2 separate regions of the Homo sapiens genome follow, and region 1 is linked to region 2. The links are chromatin contacts, found by Hi-C in ENCODE. All regions are on one chromosome and are shown on one strand. Each heading gives the region's core, a stretch centred on a gene start or an enhancer-like site at or near the end of the contact. The rest is flanking DNA. Distances are from core to core; before and after follow the strand shown.

Region 1 (5,747 bases), core at 389-2,888, 720 kb before region 2:
CACAGCTTGGAACAAAGTAGGACTCAAGAGCAGGACATTAATGATCAGTCTTGCTCATTATTATTTGAGTCAGGGGCTCATCTTGACTGTAAATATCAGCCTATCTTCTTCACTTCTTGTTTCTCTTTTTACCCCTTCCTGCATCTGGTAGTTTGGATGATTTAGATCCAGTCAACAGGACTGGAAGCAAGAGAAAAGGTCCAATGCAATGAGACTGAGGGGGGAGTTTTTTGTCAGTTTTTTGTTTCCTTTCTTTTTTCATATGGAATGTTATTGGTGGCAACCTGGTGGTAAGCCATTCCAGAAGAATGGTAAAAGATAACCAAGTCAGTAATTGATAATTAGATTCTATACCTTCCACACCCCTAGTACAACCCTCCACCCACTTTTTCTTATCTCAGCACTCTAAAACTGGCAAGTTTCTTGACTCTGGTGTTGTTAAAACAAAGACAATTGCCAAGCATATCTGAAAAACATTTGAAAATGCTACCAGCTCTATCTCCAATTGGTATGCAGGGCGGGAGGGGAGATGAGAATTTTGGAGAATTTAATTCTTAGTGAAAATCACTGTTTTGTAACTGAACATGGTTCTATTAAACAGCAATTACCCGTTCTGTTCCATCAAAGCAATGTCCTTAGATTTTTTTTTCCCTTACCAGACATATTGTACACTTTTCTATAGAGAAAGCAGAGAAAGAACAACGTTTTGTCAACTTCCTTTGTTGTCTTACTCATTTTGGATCAAGAAGAAGTAAAATGGCAAAACAGACGCCTTGCCCCCTCTGAGGTTCGAACTCAGGACCTTCAGATTATGAGACTGACGCGCTGCCTACTGCGCTAAGGAGGCAACTGTCTCTCCCGCTTAACCAACGGCTCTACCAAGATGATTATGAGGCATTTTAATAAGGTTTTACGTTCTCTGAATTACAGTGTTTCAAAATAAGGCGTAACTATGATTCAATTCACTTCTAAAACACTTTGGATGACAAAACTACGTAGTACAAGGCAGGGGCCAATTCCTAAACCAACCTCGTTCTCCCACAGACCTTCCTAAGGAAACTTTAAGGGCTGCGAAGGCAATTGAGTCTGGACTTTGCGAAAGGCCTTCCTGTACGGGGCCCTGGATTTCTCATCTCATTTCTGGGCCAGGAACGAGGAGTCTTTCCCTCTATGATTAGGGCTTTCGTAGATGTACCGCCTCTGAAACGAAGACAAGACAAATAATAATGAGTTCACTCTTTTCCTCCCTTGTGAAGTTCCGTGGAGACACTCGGTCCCCTGAAGTGGATGAAGGGCGAGGGGAGGAGGTCTCAGGATTTTTCCTCGCTTTTCTTAGAAGCAACAGGCTCAAACCAAACGGTTGGCCTTGCTTACTCCTGAAGTCGAGAGGCTTACTCCCTGGAATCCAAGTGGATGTGGAGCCCATGGCGTCCTCTGGCGCTCTCGGTCTCTTCGACCCCTTTTTACTGTGTTGATGATAAATGGGGCAGGATTCCCCTCCTGCACCACCTGCAGCATCCTGTCCAGGATCCATCTGGGAGCTGAGAAGAAGCAAAGTGTCAGGGATCGGGGGTTCTCGGGCTATGCTGAGAAGCAAGGAATGCTGAAGAAGGGGCCTGAGGGAAGGGCTTATGGTGATGTGGGAATGGGAATGAAAGGACTGGAAAGGGGCGACAGTCACTTGGGTGAAACTGAAAGCGGCGACGCACCCTGTGGGTGGTAGCGTGGCCGAGCGGTCTAAGGCGCTGGATTAAGGCTCCAGTCTCTTCGGGGGCGTGGGTTCGAATCCCACCGCTGCCAGTGTGAGGTATTTTTTTTTTCCCCCTCGTCATTCTGACCCAGTAAAGTTCCATTTTCAAGCCTTGTGTGGGCAGTTCTCACAGCTTCCTAAGTGAGACAGGTTCCTCTTCTGTTTTCCTAGGGGCCACAGATAACACCCATATGTACAGTCCCACAAACGGTGCCCAAATGTTTCTCGATTTAGGGGCTCAGACATCTCGTCCCCTAGTTATTCCCTTCAGTGGCCTTCATGTGTTTTCATTCACTTTGCGAAATTTGTGAACCAACCAAGGGCAATCCTAAGGAAAAAGTACAACCTTCTTAACTCCAGACTCAAGAATAAATAAGCCACGCACGCTCATCTGCCCTATTTTCCATTGTCTTCTCCAAGGGATAAATGTGCTAAGGCTGAAAAAACAAACGAACCAACAAAAGAAACAGTCACCAGACACCTAGAGCCTTTCCCGCTTCACCTATCCTCAGAGAGCAGTTTAAGGTCCTTAGTTGAACACAGTTGAAGAGTTAGCTTTTGAGATTCTGTTATCTTCTTAAACAGTAAACATTTTTTTCTTTTTTTTTTTTAAGAAATAAGGTGGAGGCTCATAGAATAGAAAGAATAACACCTGTTTTAGGGAAGAAGGACTTGATCCGTTATTTACCTGGATCTGGGGTAGTTTAGACCATCTTTTAAGGCTAGGAGACTCGAGGAGATAGAATGGAGAGTTTTTGTGTGCAGGGAGGTGGGTAGATGCTTAGGAGCACTTTACAGTCGCCTAGGCAGAAGTCTTCTAATTTCACTGCTTCCTTCCTCACCTTCCAAAAGATGTATCCAATACATACTAATTGAGCAGATATTTTGTAACAGGCACCTTGCTTGAAAGGATGAATGCCAGCAAATGATTCCAGGGTTCCTTAGCAATTTAGTCTTGAGAGACTAGAGAGGCACATTAAGCATAGTTGACAAATAATTAATATTAAGATTGACTAAAGTAGTAATTTATATCTGAGTATTTCTTCCAGACACGCTACGTATATATGTGGTCTATTTGTTATATGTTGTTCTCACAATTACTAGATAAATAACCATGTTATCTTAATAAAGTTAAGATTTGAAAAAATGAATTACTACATCCAGCACTATAACATCCTAGTTTGGTCATCCATACTAAAGGACACCTATATGTTGGGTCATCTGGACGCTAAGATGTCCACCTGGGAGCTGGGACCTGGAAAGGCAAAAGAAGATAGGAGGAGGAGGAGAAATAATTATTCCCTTTTGAACTTGTAAAATTTAGCCTAGCAAGTGAAGGCAAAAAAGAAGTCTAAAGTCTCCCAAAAGTCTAAGCTGGGCTGTCCCACTGAGTATTCATTCATTCATTCATTCATTCATTCACTCATCCTTTCATTTATGCATTCATGCAACAAGCATTGGTTGAGCTTCTACAAAGTAGCAGACCGTGGGCTATCAAAGACTACTGAGACTCAGCCCTGCACTTAAGGCATTTTGGAGGAATGCGGGAGACAGATTTTAAAAATTTAAGCCCATGGTTACAACTGAGGGGCAGTGCCAAGATACTCGGAGGTTGTTCTAGAGGCATCTGTAGGTATCGTACAATGAATAAATAAGACTGTAGAAAGTAGATAGTATATTTTTTCTTTTCTCTCTTTTCTCCCTTTCAAACCGTGAGACTAAAATTCAATTCACCTTTTCGTGGGCTGGAAACGAAAGAAAATAAAAATCTCCAGGAATAACCATATTCCCAGATCAGTATACTGCCCTGCCCCGAAGGATGGAAAGAAATCTGGGAGAAAGGCGCGGTGGAAACAGTGTGTGAGCCCTACCCCTCCCATCCCTGCGTTTGGCCATCCAAAACAAAAAAACTGCCCCTGCAAAATTACTTTAAATCAATTAGTAAGTAGAAGACAAGAGAGACCCCAGGTGGATCGAGTATCCATTTTTTGTTAAGTAGGGTTCCATGGTGTAATGGTTAGCACTCTGGACTCTGAATCCAGCGATCCGAGTTCAAATCTCGGTGGAACCTTTCATTTCTCTCCTTTTGCCTTGTTTCCGATAACCTTGAGCGTGAACCTTGCTGCTTTCAATTTCAGTTTCATCACTTTTATTTTTGATGGTTTCTGGCCGTGAGGAAAAACATGTAATCTGCGGTCCCAATAACCTATGAGCTCAGGGCCAGTATGTAATGATGGAGTCTGTATACATGTCTTTCTATTCCTACCTAGTCTAGTTTCCTCCCAGTACGCCTCTGGGTGAGTGCTCATGTGGTAAATGAATGCGCCTTTTAACGAACTGACCAAAGCGGGGCAAAACGTGATTCACTACTAAACAGCGAACAAGACTGAAAAGCAAGGGGGCAGACCTCATTGAGAGTGTATCATTTTAGTTAGAATAAAAAAAGTTGAGGTAGAAAGAATGAAAACACAGAAATGGCTGAGAAAGTAGAGTAAAAGGAGAATAAGATAGTTGTGTCAGAAGTGGGATTCGAACCCACGCCTCCATTGGAGACCAGAATCCTCAACACGAGGAAGCCAAGCTTGAGTCTGGCGCCTTAGACCACTCGGCCATCCTGACACCTGGGACACTTACCATCGCAAATTAATATAATCTTCGATTGTAATGAATGCGTAACCAGCGTTAAGTCATTACTACGTTCGCGATTTAATGAAAGAAATGGAAAAGGAAATTCCTACAAGTGAACAAAACGTTCTATTTAAATGGAATCAGGAACCGTGACTCAGCTTGCGAGGCTCTCCTACCAATTCAGGCTAGAATTCAGCGTTTCTCGCCCTTCGCCCCCTTCTTACACTTCCCTGCACGCCCCGGGTACAGGGGCGCGAGCATCCTAACAACCCAGCCGCGACTCTGCCTTGAACAAGAAAGAACACATAGCATGACAAGAAAAAACACATATCCATGACAAGAAAGAACACATAGCACGGGGGCTGTTCCCGAGATGCTGCTTAGCAAACTAATCAAAGAGCTCAGCAGGGAAGAAATGAGCGAGGCAATGTAGACCTGAAGCGAAGCAGGAGAGTTAGCGGAGAGTGGGGGATGAGAGCGGTTCAGGGGTCTTGAACATGAAAAATGACTGTCGATGTGAGTAACAGGAGTTGACTTGGTCAGGAGTTGAAAGAGGGTGAAGTGCAGGGGTGCTAAACCAGAGTAGCATGAAGGAAGTGTCAGCACTGAGCCGAAATCCCCAGATCTCTTCCCTCACCACATTCCCAGAACTAGTCAAACAGGCTCATCTCCCCTCCCCCTACCTCTCCCAGGAGGTTGAAGGAGTATGTCAAGGGAAACTGGGATAAAGTTTTCCAGAGATAAAGAAAGACAGATGAGATATCCAAGTCAATTTACAAGGAAAAAATAAAAATTAAAACAACGACAAACACTGGTATTTGAGGATCTCCCAAAGAAATGGCTGGGTCTCCATAGAATCCCCAAAGACTCTGCAGTCTACAGGCTTGGAGCAGGTCCACAGAGCTTCCAGAATCAGGTGTTTAGTGCCTTACTTAAAATATGTACGACAACCAAGGATAATCAGGTGGTTGTGAAAATATTTCTACAATAAGACAAGGACGAATACAAACAGAAGGGGGCAGGAAGAACCTAAGAGGAAACAAATACAATGCAGGAAGTTGGATTTTTTAAAAATTATAATTAATCCTCGGGAAAGTAAGAGAAGATACTGCACTCATGAAACAAAAAGGAGGGGAGTTCTTAAAATTATTAATAATATTATGATGGCTGGATTTTTAAAAATTTCTTTTTTTTTTTTCTTGAGACGGGGTTTGGCGCTTGTTGCCCAGGCTGGAGTGCAATGATGCAATCTCGGCTCACCACAACCTCTGCCTTCCAGGTTCAAGAGATTCTTCTGCCTCCAGAGTAGCTGGGATTACAGGCATGCGCCACCACGCCCGGCTAATTTTATGTTTTTAGTTAAGACAGG
Region 2 (5,748 bases), core at 1,663-4,162:
GTAATCTGCCCAATACAAGCAGCTTCCATGAGGCGATGCCAGGATCTGAACCTGTCTGTCAAACCTTGAAGTCCATTCTCTGAAGCTGTGCTCCACAGCGATCCCTGAAAGCCTTCCTCATGTACCATGCATCAGAAGTCCAGAAAGCTTCCAGGGTGGTACTCAGGGAGAAGTCTGCACGCAGGGAGAAGGGTCAAAGATGAGCACACTAGGCTCTCAGAAGAACTGACCATTACTGCTATCTGGTAAGGAGTCTTTGGGTCTCCTGTTTTCCCAGCTCTGGGTTTATTGTTTGTTTTTGCTTGACCAGGTGGGATTCGTTCAACATCAAATAAATGCTGTCCCTCACCTGTCTCTCCAATAGAATGGCACTTCTGAGCAGAGTCACATGTGAGCTGTGGCTCCTTAGGCTGGGACTGAAGGGTCAGTGGTGTCTGCTCTGCTAGAGGCACCATCTCTTTACAGAGGACTTCTTGTCTGTGTCTGTGGGCCACCATCTGGGGACAAAAAGACAAGATTTGACTTTTGAAGAAATTAACTGTCTGAAATAAACACTTCCAAGAAAGAAGGAAACAGGAAGAGAGTATTTTATCACCAATGTCAAGGAGACACAAAGCAGAAGTGACAAGGATTCTTGGCATGCCAAAATACACATTTTTCTCTAGCAAATCTCCCTTCCTACCTCATGTTGTGGTTCATCGAGCTCTCTCTCCAGATCCTCCAGCAAAATCACAGCCTCTTCTCCACTCTCTGGACAGTGTTCCCTCACCCAGCCCTGGAGCTCCTTGGGCAGAATGGATAGAAACTGCTCCAGCACCAGCAGATCCAAAATCTGCTCCTTTGTGCTCACATGTGGCCTCAACCACTGGTAGCAAAGTTCCTGGAGTCGAGTAAGAGCCTCCCTTGGTCCAGGGGTCTCTTGGTAGCACAGCTGTCGAAAGTGCCTTCGGAAGATTTCCCTTGCCAGTGGATTACTGCGTTTCAGTCTGGATTCCTGCCATTGAAGGTGACTTTTTGCTTCCACTTTCATTGTCAGAAGTTCTTCCCATGCCTCGGGAACTTGAACACCCAGGGATAAAACCTCCTTTGAGTTTGTATTCATCTTGACCTTGAACAGCTTAAAAGGTACCCTCCAGCTGGAGCTATGCTTCAAGACAAACCTTGGAGGCGCTTGCCTAAGCAGTAAAAATAAATTATTTATATAGAAAAATGATAATAGCTGATGACAGAAACTGATAATACAAGCAATTATCATAGGCCCTAAAGCTCTTCTCTGAAAAGTGATTTGGTGACCAAAGGATGGAAATAATGGAAATATATATATTCATAATGTGCTAAGAGCATAAGCTTTTAAGTTACCCAGATATGGGTTTTCTTTCTTTCTTTTTTTTTTAAATGGGGAATTTCACTCTGTTTCCCAGGCTGGAGTGCAGTGGCATAATCACAGCTCACTGCAACCTCAAACTCCTGGGTTTAAGTGATCCTCCCACCTTGGCTTCCCAAAGTGCTGGGATTACGTCAGCCACCACAGCTGACCCAGACCTAGGTTTTATTCTGATCCTAATATTTACTAGTTGTGTGACCTTGTGCCAAGTTTTTAAATCTTCTTTCAATCTTGATTTCTTTATGTGAAGAAGAAATAGCAATAATGCTTCACAGAGTTCATGGAGGAAAACAGCCCATGAATTAGGGACTGCACCGATCACTCAGAAAGTCTGAATAAAAAGTTTGAACTCACTGTATAAACATCAACTTAGAGAAAGAATAAATGGAAATATTGTTACTGTCGACTAAATGAACGAACCAACATTTACTTTACTATTTACTTCAGTTTTCTTAATCTTCAAAACAACCATTTAAGGTTAGTATTATTTTCACTAAATTTACAGAAAGAAAGGCTTAGGTGGATTCCAAGTCCTGGAGCTTTCCACACCGCCCTGCTGCTACTGAAGAATAACAGTCAACACTGCACAAGTCTACAATATGCTTTCAGATACAAGACTATATTTCATCCTCACAATTACCCACTGAGGTTTTATTATAATAATTATTTCACTAGATAAGAAATGGAAGCCAGGGAAAGTTAAGTAGATTGCCCAAGGTCAACTTCTTTTTGAGGACAATCCTAAGAAGCCAAAGAAGCCCAAGGGAAAAGTTTTCTCCACAGACGCAGGAAGCACCTGAAACCCATGGGGGTGTTCCCAAAATGTGTGTCTCCAAAATGCCAGGAAGCACAGCGCAGCAGCTGAATTCCAGCTTGAAAGGCCCTATGGCAGACATCTGGGGAATCTGAATTGGGAGGTGGAGAGAAGTACAGGGAGACCCAGAATATGCCCTTTAACGGGCTCCTCAGTGATTTGTATGTATTATAAGGTTTGAGAATCAATGAACTAAGGAAAAGGGAATCGGGAACTGCTACATTCTGCGCTTGAAAACCAGTCCATTCAACGCCCCTTAATTTGCTTTCAGAATCTAGAGGTAAGAGGGTATACAGGTTCTCCATCGTGAAGGCTGCCAAAGTCTTAATTGTCCTTAACTTCCTCTCCCGGGTGTTTCTTTCCCTGAGTCCTAAGCCTGTTGTCGTTATTCACCGAGGTGACCCTTCAGCCTCGCAGTCCTCCTACAACCCTTTCTTGTACAATGTCCCCACAGCTGGGGATGACCACTCTGGTCTAGGGGACGCCCGAAGCCGCCCGGCACTGACCGCCGCCCCCTCCTCCGGCTCCCACTTCCCAGCGGCTGAGGTTCACTTTCCACACCCCTTTTCCAGCCCCACCCTCCCTGACCCGCCTCCATTCCCGGTCCCCACAGCCAACTCACGAGACCCGGAACGCGCAAGGAGGGAGAGGGGGTTACCGGCCCGGCGTTGCTAGAAGCGCGGCACGAACAATGGCCGGGCAGGGAACAAAGATGCCGACCTCTCCTCGAAGGCGGACGGAGCAGAGGCACTTCCGGGCCGGTCTAGGATTCCATGTCTCGATGTCCGGCGTTCACCTTGCTTCGGACTCAACCCCCAATTTCCTGGCGTCCAGTTCTTTTTCAGCAGTGAATCACATAATCAGAATGTCATACGTGTGTGGGCCGCACACAGGTTTTAAACGGAAAACGTTGATGAAGCATAGACCGTTAACTATTGAAAATGATGATTTTTAAAAGCATTTTTAAAATTAATACATTATTTATGGTTTAAAAACCCTCAGACAATACCAAAATTAATAAAGTAAAATGTCAAACCCCACCTACCCCTCCTTAGTCCCACTCCCCGAGGCAGCCACTGTCACCGTTAGCCTGGAATTTGTATATCATTGTGATCCTCTCTCACACACACAATGGCATTATTTTATATTTAGCCTTTTCTCCCCCGCTTATTTTAACGTTTTCACTTCATGTATCCTAAAAAGCTTTACTCATCATGTAAGTCTAACTTATTGTATGGGTGCATAACAGTCCATAAAGCAATTTATTTGTCCAGGCCCCTATGTATTCTTTATTTAGGCATCTGCCTGCGTGCTTGCCTTCTTTCCTCCCTCCCTTCCTCTTTTCCTACCTTCCTCCCTCCCTTCCTGCCTTTCTCCCATCCTCCTTTCCTTTTCTTTCTTTCTTGTTTTTGTTTTTTGTTGTTTTTTTTTTTTGCTGTAAAAGTTTTCTGGAGTTTTAGTAATAATAATACAAAATCAAACCAAAACCAATTAAATAAATTTGTCACCCAGGCTGGAGTGCAGTGGCACCATCATAGCTCACTGCAGACTGCAACTCCTGGCTCAAGCAATCCTGCCTCAGCCTCCTGAGTAGCTGGGACTACAGTCACATACCACCATGCCCAGCATTTTTTTTGGGGGAGGGGGGTAGAGACCAGGGTCTCGCTTTGTTGGCCAGGCTGGTCTCTAACTCCTGACCTCAAGTGATCCTCCCACCTCCGCCTGGCAAAGTGCTGGTACAGGCATGAGCCACCATGCCCAGCCTTAAATAAATTTTATTGGTACAAAAGAGCGTAATTGTAGGTACTGTTAGTCATTCATCAGTTTTACTATGCCAACCAGAATGATGGTGTCACGTAGATTAAACTATATTCTGTTTGTTTTAACAGAATCTTATCATTTATTTTATTAAAGCAGTAAGAAAGTATCTTGTGTGTTAATGGAGGCTCCATGATCTGTTTTAACTCCAAAACGGTAGTAGCTCGGAAAATTTCTTTATTATTTTCCTCAACCTAGCCTTCTGAGGGCATTAAATAAACCCAAGCTTTATGCTTTACTTCTTTTTCTTTCAAATATCCAATAAGTATATAATCAATAAGAGCACTAACATGCAGAAAATTTGCTCAAAAATCCTCATCACTTTTTCCACCATACCATGTTCACTTGCAAATCCCTCATTACAAACTTTCCTAACAAACTATGAAATGAGAGTAAATGCTCAATTTCTCTTGGACTTGAATAGACTGTTTAAATATGTTATTCTTTTCCATTTTGTATGACCATCTGTGACAAGTAAATGCAATTTAATATTTGTATGAAACTTCTTAAATGTCTCACTGGCAGTTGGTTAGGGTCTCTCACTGGTTTATATGTGCTTGCTAAGTGGGTCAACTATAGGGCTCAGGCAGGCTCCAGCCCAGAGTCAAGTGGGCAGCACGTTGGACTTCACAATGGTTAGCCCTGAGAGAGACTGGCTTTCATTTGTCTGTTTCCGGGAAGATTCCACTATAGCAGTACTTTGATGAGTATCCTGGGACAGAAGGGATTATTTTTAACATATAACTGGGAATCCGTACTGAATATTGAAAATGCCACACCAACTCAAAGACAAGAAATACTGACTGCAAAATCAACCAAAAAGGTTAAGGATTACCTGAATCTAGAAGCAGGCATATTGGGATACTAACTCGGCTGTGGGTTATGCCATAAGCTAAAAAAATTAAGATGAAATAAAACAAAAAGAAAGAAGACAGAAAGAAAGAAAGAAAGACAAAGCAAGCAAGAAGGAAGGAAGGAAGGAAAGAAAGAGAAAGAATGAAAGAAAGAAAAAAGAAAGAAAGAAGGAAAGAAAAGAAAGAAAGAGAGAGAAAGAAAGGAAAAGAGGGAGACAGGGAAAAAGGAAGGAAGGAAGGACTTGGAGGATTGGTGACAAAGAGATTATTGATGGAACTAGCTCGTATGTGGATAGATCTCTTAGAATGGATATCAAATGTACAAATATTTGTGTCCTGTATGAATCTTCATTAACCCACTGTGTCAGAGGGTTTCAGTAAGCAAGTGAACAAGATGATGGTGAAACAGAACATGGACTCCTCCTCTTCATAGCCTACTGGGATCCCTCCTTAAGCATGAAAATAAAGGAAAAATTGTGAGTCCCTTCAAGGGAAATTCCAGGCACCCTGCAACCAGCAACTAGGGAAATAAATTAATAACCTGCTAAGCAAGATGATAATAGGCCGGGCGCGGTGGCTCACGCCTGTAATCCCAGCACTTTGGGAGGCCGAGGCGGGTGGATCATGAGGTCAGGAGATCGAGACCATCCTGGCTAACAAGGTGAAACCCCGTCTCTACTAAAAATACAAAAAATTAGCCGGGCGCGGTGGCGGGCGCCTGTAGTCCCAGCTACTCGGGAGGCTGAGGCAGGAGAATGGCGTGAACCCGGGAAGCGGAGCTTGCAGTGAGCCGAGATTGCGCCACTGCAGTCCGCAGTCCGACCTGGGCGACAGAGCGAGACTCCGTCTCAAAAAAAAAAAAAAAAAAAAAAAAAAAA

Evidence for each region. Hi-C counts contacts between places; a loop is a spot of excess contacts on that map. Pooled maps may share reads with other maps.
Region 1: a loop to region 2 is called in a pooled map, with 3 times the contacts of the local background. The contact joins the promoter of LINC01556 here to the promoter of ZSCAN9 in region 2. A Hi-C loop is called at or near these places in 1 of 168 maps with a recorded cell type or tissue (GM12878), 3 of 37 single-sample maps with no recorded cell type and 5 of 50 pooled maps.

What each region holds. Positions count from the first base shown.
Region 1 is chr6:28,939,675-28,945,421 of GRCh38, reverse strand. It overlaps LINC01556 (long intergenic non-protein coding RNA 1556), which reads right to left and starts at 1,638. Exons shown (of 1, transcript NR_103538.1): 1 at 884-1,638. TRL-AAG2-2 (tRNA-Leu (anticodon AAG) 2-2) reads left to right here and starts at 1,719; the gene lies at 1,719-1,800. It overlaps TRM-CAT3-1 (tRNA-Met (anticodon CAT) 3-1), which reads right to left and starts at 847; the gene lies at 775-847. It overlaps TRL-CAA1-2 (tRNA-Leu (anticodon CAA) 1-2), which reads right to left and starts at 4,369; the gene lies at 4,265-4,369. It also overlaps TRQ-CTG1-3. RefSeq lists enhancers at 3,454-4,023, 4,595-5,164.
Region 2 is chr6:28,222,439-28,228,186 of GRCh38, reverse strand. It overlaps ZSCAN9 (zinc finger and SCAN domain containing 9), which reads right to left and starts at 2,912. Exons shown (of 4, transcript NM_006299.5): 1 at 2,821-2,912; 2 at 683-1,175; 3 at 350-497. The coding sequence starts at 1,102. RefSeq lists an enhancer at 3,008-3,107.